2 separate regions of the Homo sapiens genome follow, and region 1 is linked to region 2. Evidence: chromatin contacts called from ENCODE Hi-C data. All regions are on one chromosome and are shown on one strand. The core of a region is the stretch at or near the end of the contact, and the rest is flanking DNA. Distances in the headings are between cores, read along the strand shown. Region 1 has its middle 74 kb from the start of MIR3910-2. Region 2 overlaps SEMA4D (semaphorin 4D).

The links. A loop is a pair of places that touch in the nucleus more often than their neighbours do. Pooled maps may share reads with other maps.
Region 1: a map with no recorded cell type shows a loop between it and region 2 (7-fold over the local background). The contact joins two enhancer-like sites. A Hi-C loop is called at or near these places in 3 of 37 single-sample maps with no recorded cell type and 3 of 50 pooled maps.

Annotation. Positions count from the first base shown.
Region 1 is chr9:91,706,969-91,714,542 of GRCh38, forward strand. No RefSeq gene overlaps it. Among named protein-coding and RNA genes, the nearest start is that of MIR3910-2, 74 kb to the left of the region's middle. Within about 2 kb of position 5,208, at least 7 of the 41 ENCODE cell types and tissues checked have a DNase peak (open chromatin) inside an H3K27ac peak, as active enhancers do.
Region 2 is chr9:89,414,416-89,421,518 of GRCh38, forward strand. The region is part of intron 2 of SEMA4D (semaphorin 4D); the gene reads right to left. Among named protein-coding and RNA genes, the nearest start is that of SEMA4D, 80 kb to the right of the region's middle. RefSeq lists an enhancer at 6,175-6,324. Within about 2 kb of position 4,961, at least 7 of the 41 ENCODE cell types and tissues checked have a DNase peak (open chromatin) inside an H3K27ac peak, as active enhancers do.

The sequences.
Region 1 (7,574 bases), core at 3,958-6,457, 2.3 Mb after region 2:
TGAGCATGACTCCTCCTAGGGCCTTTGGTGGATCATGTTGGTGGCAGGACCAAGGCCAAATGGGGCTGTAGCTGAGTCCACAGGGGAATAGGCTGTTTCCAGGTGTGTAGCTGGGACCACAGTCAGTGAGCCTGGCCACCTGGGACTGCCATAGTCAGTGAGCCTGCTTTCTCAAAATGGCCCTCCTTGGTCATGGCCTCCACCAGAGTTTTGCAACCTCCTACCTGGATCCCAGAGCTTGCACACAGGCATTTTGTCTGTGGATGGCTGTAAAACTGTTGTTGCTGTAGGGGATACAAGAAAGGGAACTCCTTTTCCACCATCTTGCTAAAGTTACCAGAAAATCAGTTATCACTTTTTTTTTTTTTTGAGACAGAGTCTCGCTCTGTCGCCCAGGCTGGAGTGCAGTGGTGCAATCTCAGCTCACTGCAAGCTCCACCTCCCGGGTTCACGCCATTGTCCTGCCTCAGCCTCCCAAGTAGCTGGGACTACAGGCGCCCGCCACCATGCCCAGCTAATTTTTTTGTATTTTTAGTAGAGGCGGGGTTTGACCGTGTTAGCCAGGATGGTCGCAATCCCCTGACCTCATGATCCACCTGCCTTGGCCTCCCAAAGTGCTGGGATTACAGGCGTGAGCCACTGCGCCCAGCCTCTTTATCACTTTTAATGTCAGAAAATAATGAAAAAATAAATAAATTCAGTTTACTATTCATTTAACAAGTTACTAGCAGAAGTAGAACACTCAGAAAGGAAAGGGTCGAAGACGAGGCCTGAGTGAGGATGTCAGAGGGAGGAAAGAATGGGGGTGGATTGCAGAGGAGAACAGAGTTAAGAGTTGAGGAAGCTCTAAGGGCTCTGAAAGCCAGTGTCACAGCAGTGTGGACAGGAGGATGGGGGTTGGGGATCTTTCCTGTTTGTGAATATAAATTGTGCTTGCTTTTTATTGTTTTTAAATAAGATAGTAGTTAAGCTCTAACTTTTCCTTAGAATGCAGCTTTAGCTGTATTCCATAATTGTATTCTTCTTTCATTAATTTCTAGATACCTTGACATTTGATTTTGATTTTTTCTTTGATCCAGGGTTTACCTAGAAAAGTGTTCAAGTAGTTATTATTATATATTTTTTTTGAGATAACGTCTTGCTCTGTCGCCCATGCTGGAGTGCAGTGGTGCGATCTCAGTTCACTGCAACTTCCACCTCCCTGGTTCAAGCAATTCTCCTGCCTCAGCCTCCCGAGTAGCTGGAATTACAGGTGTGTGCCACCACACCTGGCTAATTTTTGTATATTTAGGAGAGATAGGGTTTTGCCACGTTGACTAGGCTGGTCTTGAACTCCTGGCCTCAGGTGATCCACCTGCTTCAACCTCCCAAAGTGCTGGGATTGCAGGCGTGAGCCACCGCACCTGACTGGAAGTAGTTATTTTTCTGGTCATATTAAGATTTACGGGCCAGGCATTGTGGCTTGTGCCTGTAATCCCAGCACTTTGGGAGGCCAAGGTGGGAGGATCACCTGAGGCCAGGAGTTCAAGACCAGCCTGGCCAACATGGTGAAACCCTGTCTCTAATAAAAATACAAAAAAAATTAGCCAGAGGTGGTGGTGGTGCATGCCTGTAATCCCAGCTACTGGGGAGGCTGAGGCATGAGAATTCCTTGAACCCGGGAGGCAGAGGTTGCAGTGAGCAGAGATCATGCCACTGCACTCCAGCCTGGGTGACAGGGCAAGACCCTGTCTCAACAACAACAACAAAAAGATTTATGGAATTATGGTCAGCAAAAACAGTTTGTAAAGTTTCTACTTTGGGGATTTTAATAAGGCTTACTTCGTTGTTAAGTACATGATTGATTATTAAAAATGTGCTATAAGAAAAACTTGATACTATGTGTATGAACCAAGGTTATCAGTCTGCCTAATTAGACCAAGCTGAGGGATTGTGTCCTTCAGAACGAAATGTTTGCAGATATTTTTTCTGACTTGCTCTTTCAATTTCTGAAAGCTGCATTTAATGTTCCCACAGTGGCTATTCATCCTGGGAGCTGCTGCTCTACACATCTATCTGCCAAGCTTGGTGTGGACTAGTTGTGGCTTCCATGACTTTTCATGGCCTTTTATCAAAACATGGACCCCTTCATTATCTCTGAATATTTCTGACCTTACTATTTCTGATTAACTAACAGTAACCCACCTCTTGTTGTTGTTGTTTGTTGTTGTTGTTGTTGTTGTATTTTTAATCAATCTTTTTGGCCTCAGGCAAGTGACAAAAATTCTTCCTTGGCCAAACTCTAAACAGTCTCTTTTGAGCCCCTTCTCAACCAGGCCCCAATAAACTCTAACATAGTTTCTAATAGCTCACAGCTATATCCCTAGCACCCATAATGTGCCTGCCTAGGAAAACTCAAGGCTGCCAAAAGAATTTAGTTTATTCCAGCCAACACCTGAAGGTAGGGCCTTCAAGCAGGGTCTCCCAGCCTCTGTGGGCAGACAGGAGCCTAATCTTGATATGTGTCAGTTAGTTAGCAAATCCACATGGGTTTCACATGGACCAGAGCCGCCTTCCCAGCTCTCTGTAATTTTTTACTTCCCTGGCTCCACTGAGCCCCTACTCACCCACTCCCTAGTCCCTCATCCTCCCTTTAAAATGCCTGGTCACTTCTGTTCAGATTGATGCGTTCATGCTGGATTTTCTCCTATTACCAATAGTTACTAATTGAGGCCGGGTGCGGTGGCTCATGCCTGTAATCCCAGCACTCTGGGAGGCCGAGGCAGGTGGATCACCTGAGGTCAGGTGTTTGAGACCAGCCTGGCCAACATGGTGAAACCCCGTCTCTACTAAAAATTCAAAAATTAGCTGGGTGTGGTGGCGTACACCTGTAATCCCAGCTACTTGGGAGGCTGAGGCTGGAGAATCCCTTGAACCTAGGAGGCGGAGGTTGCAGTGAGCCAAGATTGTGTCACTGCATTCCAGCCTGGCCTGGGCGACAGAGTAAGACTCTGTCTCGAAAAAAAAAAAAAAAAAAGTTACTGATTCTGATTGAAACGTGTCCTCACCACTCTAGTGTCTGGCTTTGGCAGATGGTCACCTGGCATTTGGCAGTGGAACTCACGGAAGGATTAACTTCTGACAGAGCACCAGCACCCAACATGCACCCCATTTCATCCCGTATCAGTATTGGTGTCCTACTTTTTAATCCAAATGAAAACTAATGCAGACATTTTTACTTGGTGTAAGAGAAGTCGCCTTCAAAAGTTCAATAATTTAACTTCATGGTAGGAGGGAAGTGCAGGAAAAGTGTTTTACTTTTCTTCTGCACATGTGAATTCATGCGCACGGTCACCAAGACCTGTGACCACAAAGCCTTGTGTGAGGGCTTTATTACTTGGCTGCACTTGAAGCCAAGTTAGGGGGAGAAAGGAGGGGCTTCCGGTGAAACACGAAACTTTGTTCCCCTGACTTCCATCTGTGGACATAGATTGTGAGAAGAAAATCAACTTGAGTTCGAGAAAAGCAAAACAGTATCAAAAAACAAATCAAAACAAAGGTAAATAAAGGTAAGACGCAGAGAACAAGAAAAGCAGATAGGATCACGCTGGCACCGCAAGAACACACAAAGATGGTAACTGCAACCATCGAGCCCACACTCGGCTAAGTCAGGTAAGGTGGCAGGTTAATGTTTGGTGCACAAGAATGTTCACTATGACATTAGAAGAGCAACAGTTTAGAAACAGCCTAAATGCTAAAAAATTTAGAGGTGGAGAATTTTATTTACCAGAAATTCACAATGAGGATTTTTAGAAAGAAAACCAGTGAACAAATAATTGCACTCCTTGGGGTAGAAGAGAAACTTGTGTGCGTGTGTCTGTGTGTGTGTGGTGTGTGGTGTGTGATGTGTGGGTGGTGTGTGTAGGGTTTGTCTGGTGTGTGTGTGTTGTGTGGTTTGTGTGTGTGTGGTATATGTGCTGTGTATGTGCATTTGTGTATATGATGTGTTTGGTTTGTGTGTGGAATGTATGTATATATGTATGTTTGTGTGATGTGTGTTTTTGTGTGAGGTGTGTATGGTGTGTATGTGTTTGTGTGTGGTGTGTGTGTGTGAGGTGTGTGTTTGGTGTTTGTGGAGTGTATGTATGTGATATGTGTGTGGAGTGTATGTGTATGGTGTGTGTGATGTGTGTAGTATGTGAGGTGTGTGTGTGGTGCATGTTTGCGGTGTGTGGTGTGTGATGTGTGTGGTGTATGTGTGTGGTATGTGAGGTGTGTGTGTGGTGTTTGTGGTATGTGTGAGGTTGTGTGAGGTGTGTGGTGTATGTGTGGATGGTGTGTGAGTTGTGTATGTGATGTGTGGTGTTTCTGGAGTGTTTGTGTGTGTGCACATGTGTGTGCTGTATGTGTGGTGTGTGTGTGTAATTTGTGTGCGAGGTGTGCAAGGTGTGTGTGTTATCTGTGATGTGTATGTGGCGTGTGTGATATGTGAGCGGTGTGTATGGTATGTGTGAAATGTGTGGTGTGTATATGTTATGTATGTGTCTCTGGTATATGAGGTGTGTGTGTGTAGTGTGTGTGTGGTGTGGGTTGATGTGGTGTGTATGTGTGTGGTGTGTGCAAGATGTGTGTGGTGTGTGTGGTGTGTGTGTATAAGTGTGCATGTGAATGTGTATATGGTGTGTGTGTGAATGTGTGTGGTGTTTGCAGAATACGTGTCTGTGTGTGGTGTATGTGTGTATGAGTCTGTATGGTGCTGAAGGTGTGTGTGGTGTGTAAGTGTGTGTGGTGTGTGTGGAATGTGTGTGGGGGTGTGGGTGTGTGCAGTGTGTATGAGTGTGTGGTGTGTGTGGTGTATGTGTGGTGTGTGTGTATGAGTGTGTGTGGTGTGTGTGGAACGTGTGTGTGGGTGTGGGTGTGTGTGGTGTATGTGTATGTGTGGTGTGTATGTGTATGGGTATGTGTGGAATATGTGTGGGTTGTGTGTGTGGTGTATGTGTATGGGTGTGTGTGTGGTATGTGTGGTGTCTGTGTGGAATGTGTGTGGTGTGTATGTGTATGGGTATGTGTGGAATGTGTGTGGGGTGTGTGTGTGGTGTATGTGTATGGGTGTGTGTGTGGTATGTGTGGTGTGTGTGAAATTGTGTGTGTGGTGTATGTGTATGAGTATCTGTGTATGTGTGTGGGGACAATTATTTATGGAGCACCTACGCTCTTCACCAGCAGTGAACACAAGAGAGGGGGAAACCCTGCTCTGGGGACGTCACCTCCCATGATGCCATTCGCAGTTGGGGACCAACTTCCTCCATTTGTGGCTTTCACTCTGAGAATGCCTCAACACGCAGGTTTCTCCACCGATTGGTATTTACACCCCCCACTTTAAACTGCTTTCCTGCCCTTTTTTCTGGCTGTGACTAGAATTATTTTTAGGGAAAAGAGAGAAGGATCTGGATGAATGAATTAATTAGAATTCATTTTCTAGTGGCATTTCTCCCAGTTCCTTCATTTCTGCTTGAAGGACAATTAAGGGTTCCGGTGTGGCTAATCATGTGGATTAAGAGTGGCTTCTTGTCTCCCATACAAATCCAAATGACTCACCACCAGTCATTTTTCCCGCTTTCTATGATCCTGAGATCCTAACTTCACTAACTGGGAAGTTACAGTTTTCAGAGATGCATTTTTTTTTTAAATAATGAGAGTGACTTTCTCAGTTTTATGTTACACTCTCTTGGCAAATAAGCTGCCTGTGCTGCTGTAGCCTGCACATTTTTGTTTGCAGTTAAAGAGGATGAAGAAGCCATCACCGGGTTCAGGTGCAGACACCTTTTTAGATGATTCTTAGTTACAGTGATTTTTAGAGGCACAGTTGATGACTAGTGGAAAGGCTTTCCGACCAGACTCTTTAAACTACCCACTCAGGCCAAGGAATCCCCCTCACCAGCTGCGTTTTCCTCAGGGAACTGAGCTTCCCAACCCTGTAGAATGTACTTCCCTTCCCTTCATGTGTCTGTTTGGTTCTCTGCCCCATCCCTGTGCCCAGAATAGCACCAGGCCTCCAGCAGACTGAGATCTCCATCTGTGGTCCAGGTTAATCTAATAATCTCACATCGGATCAGTTTGACCATCGGGATTTCTGTGGTCTAGTCTCTAATACCGCATGTCTGCATTTGGGATAGAGCATTTCACCCACAATTTAACCAAAAAATGCTGTTCCAAATAATCGTGTTGGCCACAGTATATTAAACACGCAGCTTTCCTAATAAGCACTTTAGTTTTCTTGCACATACAAGGAAGAGATTGGGTTTTTATATAGACTAGGTTATTTCAGCAAAAAAAAAAAAAAAAAATCCCGAAGGGATAATCAAGTTAATACAATTTGTTAAAAGGGAACACTACATGTGCAATGAGTTTGCATATTTATAGAACCCACATAATAAAGCCAGCTTTTACCAGATCACTTTCCCTTGTAAACATGGTCAATTGTATCTTGTAGGAAAGAAATGTAACAGTTATGTTAAACTAATGAAGTTCACATTGAAAACTATTTTAGGTAACTAGAAGTTTACTCTTACTGCATAATAACTAAAACTCGAAGAAAATTTACCTGAAATTAAAAAAGAAAAGCGTTGCTCGCTTTTATGGGACCACTTGCCTTAGAGAGGGAGCCCCCACAACACGTGAGTCTCCTCCCACCCCGTCCATGGACCTCCGTGCCAGCAGAGAGCAGCTCTTATATATGAATATGTGTAGTGTGTATGGAACGTGGTGTGTGTATAGTATATGTGTATATGAGTGTGTATCTGTGTGTGGGAACAATTATTTATGGAGCGCCTCTCTGTGCTGGGGACCAGCAGTGAACACAAGAGGGAGAAACCCTGCCTTAGGGACCTCACCTCCCACGATGCCACCTTCGCAGGTGGGGACTGACTTTCTCCATCTGTGGCTTTCACGTACCTCGACACACACATTTGTCCAGGGACTGGTATTTATGCTACCCCCCCCCCCCCTTCTTAAACTGAAGGACCTTTTTCTGGCTGTGAACTAAAATTACTTTTAGGGAAAAAAGAAAGAGAACCCTTGTGAACATGGTCAATTGTATTTTGTAGGAGAGAAACGTAACATTTATGTTAAGCGAATGAAGTTCACATTGAAAACTATTTTAGGTAACTAGAAGTTTACTCTTACTGCGTTATTAAAACTTGAAGAAAATTTACCTGAAATTATAAAAAAATTAAATTTTTGAAATTAAAAAATATTTTTTAAAAAATTAAACTTCAATTTTAAAGTTAAATTAAAATTTAAATATTTTTAATTTTAAAATTAAAAATTCAGAGCCCGCGAGCACAGCAGACAGGCACCAGCTCCCAAGCAAGAACAGCAGCGAATCAACATTTACTCCGAAAAAAAAAAAAAAAAAAACCCTTTCAGAACAGTTTGTGCTCCTGTTCAGCCCAGGAGACGTCGTTCCTGCTTTTACGCGGCGCCATGTCCTTCTTGGCGTACACTTGGCAAAACAGAATGAGAACTGTAGGTCGATAGAGAGACCTCCCTCCCTCTCGCCGGACCCCTCCCTCTCGCCGGACCCCTCCCTCTCG
Region 2 (7,103 bases), core at 3,711-6,210:
ACTCACCACATCTTCCCTCCCAGCTGGAAGCAGGCAGCCAGGTGCTGGGAAACAGAAGACACCACAGCCCTCACCAACCATGCCCTGCCAGTACCTGGCCACCTAGTATCCCCACCCTGGGATGTCCTCTGCCCCCAGAAACCCCTCTCCCACCTCCAGTTAGGATGCTGATGTCACTGCCTTGCAAACTGAGGATAAAATGGCCTTATCCCATCAGGAATCAGGAATGGGTTTCAGGAGCTGTCTAGGTCACAAGCATAATAAACAGTTTATTGTTCCAACTTCAGTTTTCCTAGAATTAAAATGGATCCCTGGAGACCAACACTCCAGCTCTGCAGGGACATGCCTAGCCCTGGACCTGTGTTGGGCCGGACTCACCCAGCAGGGCAGCTGCCAGGACCAGTCTACTTCACCCTCAAGCCACATCCCTGCAGGGGCAAGCGAGCCACAGCCAGGATATCTCAGACATGCTCTAACCCTCACCCACTTCCCAAACCCCTGGGTGCAGCATGTACAGAATGGGAAACCCAGGGAGAGAGACAGAGGGCGGTGGGAGTGAAGAACACAGGCATCCATCTATCAGCAATGTCGGCAGGACAAGCGCTATGAGGATGCACGCAGAGTGGCGGCACGAACAGGGCCCTTCAGAGGAAGGGTGGGGACCCCTCTAAGCAGCAGCCAGCATGGTAGAGATGCAGACTGTCATGCCATTTGTGTGACATCACTCTACTCTTCAGACTTGGATACAGACAATACTGTCTTTTCTGGAGGGTGTGTGGTGTGTGCATGCATCCTTGGGCCCAAGCAGGTTAGTGCTAGCAAAAATAATCATCTTCCACTGGCCTAATGTTGACCTGCTGCCATCTCTAAGGGGGCCAACGGTCTCCCTACTGGACACTGGCTCCCAGGCACAGTGTGGGGTTGTTCTGGGAAGTGGCTGGCCAGCCCCTCAGGGAGGACTGTGTTAACCCTGCGGCCCTAAAGGGATGCCTGGTGTCATGTCTTTCAAAGGTGATACTATGGTCTGAATGTCTGGATTACCCCCAAATTCAGATGTTGAAATCCTAACCACCAATGTGATGGTTTCTGGAGAGGGAGCCTTTGGGAGGTGACTGGGTCAGGAGGGCAGAGTCTTCATGGAAGTAGTGCCCCTATAAAAGGAGTCCCAGAGAGCTCCCTCACCCCTCAACCATGTGAGAAGACGCTGTCTATGAACCAGGAGGAGGGCCTTCACCAGACACCAAATCTGCCAGCGCCTTGATCTTCGACTTCCCAGCCTCCGGAATGGATAAATAAATGTCTGTTTTTATGTCACCCAGTCTATGACATTTTGTTTGAGCAGCCTGAGCTGACTGAGACAGTGGCAATTCAGGGGCTGCTGGCACCCAGCAGAGCTCAGCACCGGACAGAACCCAGCCAGCAGAGATGCTTCCAGAATGCCAAAGGTCGGTCACCATTTACACTGGTAGCGCCTTTGATATGACACTAAAACTGGTGCTTCGGTCCCCCAGAGCTTGGCTTGCAGGGAGGGCAAAATTACATAAAAGACATTATATAGAAAAGTTTTGCTTTAAGTGGACTTTATTTGTATTCTTAATTTTCCACCTCTTATAAAACTGTCCTACCTTCAAAAATAATTCCAAGGGTGCTTAACTCCACAAACCAAATGTAAATTAAAATAAAATACCCATTATTGTCCACAAAGCAAGCTGAAATTTAAAAGTCTGCTGCTAGTTAGTGCTGGGAAGGTGTGGGGTAAAGGACTTCTGGGTACAATTCTGAACTATCCAGATGTCTGCACACTCTGATCCCCTGGCAACTCTTGGGCAGCAAACTATGTGTGCACAGCTACAGGCGTGCAAAGCGACACGTGGGAAGACCACCCTGCCATGACGTGACAGTAAAATGTGCAACCAAAGGGGATGCTCCTCAATGAGGGGCTGGTTAACAGTCAGGCAAGGAAGACAACACCATTACAAAGACTAAAGCTGGTCTACACGAACTGCCTGTGAGCCCATCACACCGAAGACATGTGTAGAGCAACAACACGCGAGGCGCGACCCACCTGTGTCAACAGAGGATGCGTCAGTCTACACACAACACATACACACACAGCCACGGACACACAGGGACATGCACAAACACCAGGCACAGACTCACAAGAACATACACTCCTACACACAGGGACACACAGATACCAGACACAAATGCACACACATGAACGTGGACAGACAGCCAACTGTTAACAGTGGTCGCTTATAAGGAGGAGGAGGAGGAGAACAACCAGGAACTCAAGTTTTCTTTGTTTTTTAAAAAATGAATCATACTTTTATATTGCTTCTGTAAAAAAATTTAATTCATGAAGAGATTATGTTTCACCCATGCTACACCCAAGTCAGTAGACCAAAAATTGAAACCCACCACATTAGTGTATGGAGCTGTGCATAATGCGATTTTTCACATGCTAATCCATTTCTTGGTTTAGGTGACTATTTCTTGCCATACCTTTGACCTTTTTTTTATTTACATAAAAAAATGAGAAGTGGCTTCCTTTCCCCATATATACTTCGTGCTTTTTGTGACAGCAAAGTAAAAAATAACAGAAGGAGCCAGTCCTCCTGGGCTCTCACAATGGAATTCTCTTACTGCTTAATACAGCACAGAATGGATAAAATTGTCCCTGCTTTCAATTACCTTATAACTAAAGATTCCAAAATATTTTTTATGAAGAGACTGACAAAAAACAAAACTCAAAGACAAATGACTTAAGGGAGGAAAAAGAAACCAGCAAAAAATACTTGTAAGACAAGTGCCAATTCCTAATAAATAAAGTGATTTAACAAATGTAAGAAAACAGAGCTCCCACCCCAATGGACCAGATAATATATCTAGCCAATAAGCACAGAAAGTGCTGTCTCCCTGGCAGTGATGCTGTGCTAATTAAAGCCGCCCTATCTAATTGGCAAGATGTGCTCTCATCACGGTCCCATGCATAGGAACCATGAAGGTCTAAGCTGGCAGCAGGACTCTTTAAAAGCCAGCAGAATAAAAAACCTTGTGGGGGCTCATTCATGATACTTGAGTAATATGAAAATGATGAAGGAAAGATGGGGTTTGACTTTTGTTTTCACAAATTAAGCTGGTTATTTCCTTCTCCTCTGAAACTGAAAATGCATGGCTTGGAACGGACCAAAATTAAGATTAAACACAAAATGGCCCAAATCTGAGGAGGGTGACCTGGAGAGCCCTCTTATTACACCACACCTTACCAGCCACCTTCCTGCACCCTCCAAAAGAAGAGAGTAAGCTTTCTGGTGCAGGCACCAGGGGCCATCAGCCGCGGAGCTGCCACAATCCCAAGACCCAGTGGGAGGAGAGGCCGAGAGAGCAGGGAAGAATAGGGGGAGCTGGGACAAGCAGTGGCAGAGCAAGAACAGAGACAGACAATCACTGTGGGTGCCCAGCACCCACCTCCCCATGCCGGGCCCAAGGGATGGCAGCCAAGTCTGAAGCTTTGCCCCACAGGATATCAGGGACCAAGGGACCAAGCAACCAACCACCTGCCAGATCCAACTGAGGCCTCTACACATTATCAACTCTGCTCAACTGAAATTACAGATCATGAATAAAGTGGTTTTACCTGTATCTTATGCCTCTTGAAACTTTCCAGTCATTTCTAGAAAGACGTCTTCAGAAATCTTTGCTGTGAAAATAATGGGAAACAAGGCTATTTAAGCCCTTAAACTGTGCATCCACTTAAACTCAGCAACACTCCTAGAAAGGCACTGAAAACAAATTATTGTGAGTTTAAACCTTCTAGACTTCCTTAGACGCAGGATCAGCTTGGCTTGCATGTGCTGGGGAAGACAGCACTGGGGCAGACAGGAGGGAGGAGCTGTGCAACCACCCACCCACGAACAGAGGGGAAGGGCAGCCCAGCCCGTTACCTGGTGCTAGAGATGAGCCCCAGGACCCGACCAGGTGTACTTTCTTGCACAATAAGCCATTCCAGTTAGCAGAGTCTGTGAACCAAAAAAGTACTATCTAATTGTCTATTAGCTCCAGATATGTATCCTTTAAAATTCATCTTCATGAGGCAAAGAAGGAAAAAGCAGAAACACATATGGCATAATTACAAGCACTAAAGAGCTGTTCATCTTCCTTTATTTTTGGATGGCTGGTTTTCAGCCAAACAGAACGGTGTCCACCGTGGTGTGGCAAGGTTCCATAGCATGGCTGTCACTCCTTTGCAGTGTGGGAGATCAGTCTCAAGACAGGGATCGTGGGGTGCAGTAGCAGCACCAACAATTAGATCAAGAGAATCAGAATCGCAAAACCAGAGCCACGTGCAGGACTGCAGACGCTCAGGAGCCGACGCTGATCCCTCCATGATTCTATTAACACAGGAGCCACGTAATTGTTAAACCTTGGAATCAGACTCCAGCATATTCTGTGGTGAGGAGGGTTTCTTTTTTGTTTGCCTTTTGCTTTCAGAGCTTATATGATCACGGCTCTTTTTTTGAAGCCAGCTGGGAAGGAGGCGGCTCTCCCTCCTCTACAGGAGCCCCCGTCCCTCCCACCCAGGCCCCTCACTGGACGGCTCCCTCCTCTACAGACGCCCTGTACACCCCTCCCCAGGAAGCAGAACCTTAGACACGGCCATCCAGGCACACAACATCCGGTCCCCCCACCCCTCGGGGCCGACACATCCTCTGAACCCTGAGCAGGCACCTGAGGTTAGCAAATGAACCGCGAGGGCAGTGATCAGAAACGATCACGATTCATCAGGCCCCACCGTAGTGGAGCTTCCAGAGACTGATACTGGGGTCTTCCCTCCAGCAGTGGATGGCTCTTACGGCCAATTTTATAAGCAAAAGTAGGTTCACATGAGCAGCTATGAGAATCCTGGAAAAGGCCACATCCACCCAGGACCTGACACCGACATTTCCTGTTGAAACTCCTGGGGCAGGGCTGAGCATTTGGGCACAACTGCTGGACAAGCAAAGAGGGAAAGTCCACGCTACTGTGGGCACCTGCAAAGTGCCACATCACTTGTTTCCACGAGGCCTTCCTGTCACACGGGAGGGAGAGGGGACAGTGGCCGCCCAGAGACTGTGCCAAAAAACAGTTGAAGGCAACAAAGGCAGAGATTCATACATAAATAAGAGGCTTAGGTAAATAATGTGAATATCACGGATTTTAAAACTAAAAAACTGGCCAGGCACTGTGGCTCACGCCTGTAATCCCAACACTTTAGGAGGCCGAGGCGGGTGGATCACTTGAGGTCAGGAGTTCAAGACCAGCTTGACCAACAAGGCAAAACCCCGTCTCTATCAAAAAAAAATACAAAAATTAGCTGGGTGTGGTGGTGCGCACCTGTCATCCCAGCTACTTGGGAGGCTGAGGCAGGAGAATCGCTTGAACTCAGGAGGTGGAGGTTGGAGTGAGCCAAGATCGCGCCATTGCACTCTGACCTGGGTGACAGAAAAAGACTCCGTCTCAAAAAAAACAAAAAAACACCTGAAAAACTTCTATTTTTTAGAAATGAAATAAGCCTTTGTCACTTTAATAAAGACCCAGAACTGCTCATCCTGTGGTTTAAGACACGTATCATATTCACGGTAATTTTGTGGCATCCAACAACAAATGTCAGCAGGTCTGGGTTCTCATCTCAATTGCCTCCAACAACTCCACCTGAACACCAGCATCCTTGTGTCCTGCCTCCCAGCTGGGGGTTCATATCTAGCCTCCAAAAACAGCTGCCAGCCCCAAGGTTCCTGAGTGGGAACACACTTCCTTTCTTAGTGAATTGCCCAGGCCCCAACCCCGCGTTGCCTTCACCCTACACATACACGGTTTGTTTCTTCTTTCTCAGCGTGCAACCCCACAGTTATGAGTTACCTGGCTTAAAAATGCAAACCCACACTTCTCATGTAATTACTCATCATGCTGTTTTAACTCATATCTCCCAACTCCTGACAGCACAGGTAAAAAGAATCCAATGGCCTGTTCATCAAAAAGCAATGAAATTAATTAGGAGAGAGAAGCATTTCCCTCTCATGGCCTTCACATCCTCTCCTGGTGCACCCCCTCTAGTGCAGGAGAGTGTGGGGCTCCAACGCCCAGGCCTTGCGAACAGGTATTTAGTGGTCGCTGATGGCAGAAGGACAGAGCCACTGGCAGCGCCTTCATCTGGCCTCCATCCTGCAGACATGACCTCGCCTTCTGGGCGTACTCCCTAAGCAGGGACCTGGTGTTCTTCAGCACACAGAGAAGACAAGTGGGATGAAGCAAGAGCAAGGGGCTCTGCAATCAGAGGAACCTGGGTTCCAGTCCTGGCTTCTCCAAGTTGTGTGTTCCTGAGGGAAGTTACTGAGCCTCTCTGGGCCTCTGTTTCCTTATCCAAAAAGTGGGCATACTAATACTGCCTGTCTCATTTGGTTATGAGGATCCATGACTAATCAGTTAATGCTTCCTAGTGCTTTCCTAGGTGCCCGATGCTGTTTAAGCACTGGGAGGCATTAACTATCATTCTTACCACTTGTGAAATGAAGCCAGTTATATCTGCCTAGCTAAGAAGACTCAGAGAGATATAACAAGCAGGGTGCAGCTATTAGCACATCTAACAACCCCTACTGCCAGGGACTGTGGGCTCCACCAGCCTCCTCCTGCACACACGGGGGATCGGGGCTTCCCCAGGTCCACATAGACTCCTGGAAGCAGGGCTTAGGAACACTGTGACAGGCAGCACTGCTGTGGCTGTGGACGGGGAGAGGGCCGTGAGCCCCTTCTGCTCAATCTCCTCATCCTGGCCCAGAAGCAGGTAAGGAAGTTCCGGAGGCAGAGAGCAATGGGGGACCTTCTGCTGAAATTGGCACTGCAGCACACACCTCGATGGGGTAGGCATGCATATTACAACACAATACCATTACACTCTGCTGAGCAGGGCACCCATGAGAAAGGCTGGCTACAAAGTACACAGACAGGGCCCGGAGGACATGTTTCCGCACCCTGCTGGGCAACACCTGCCAAGAAGCTACATCCAGAATCTCTGATCCAACAGTCCTCTACCAAGAATTCAGTATGGATATACCCCATGTGTG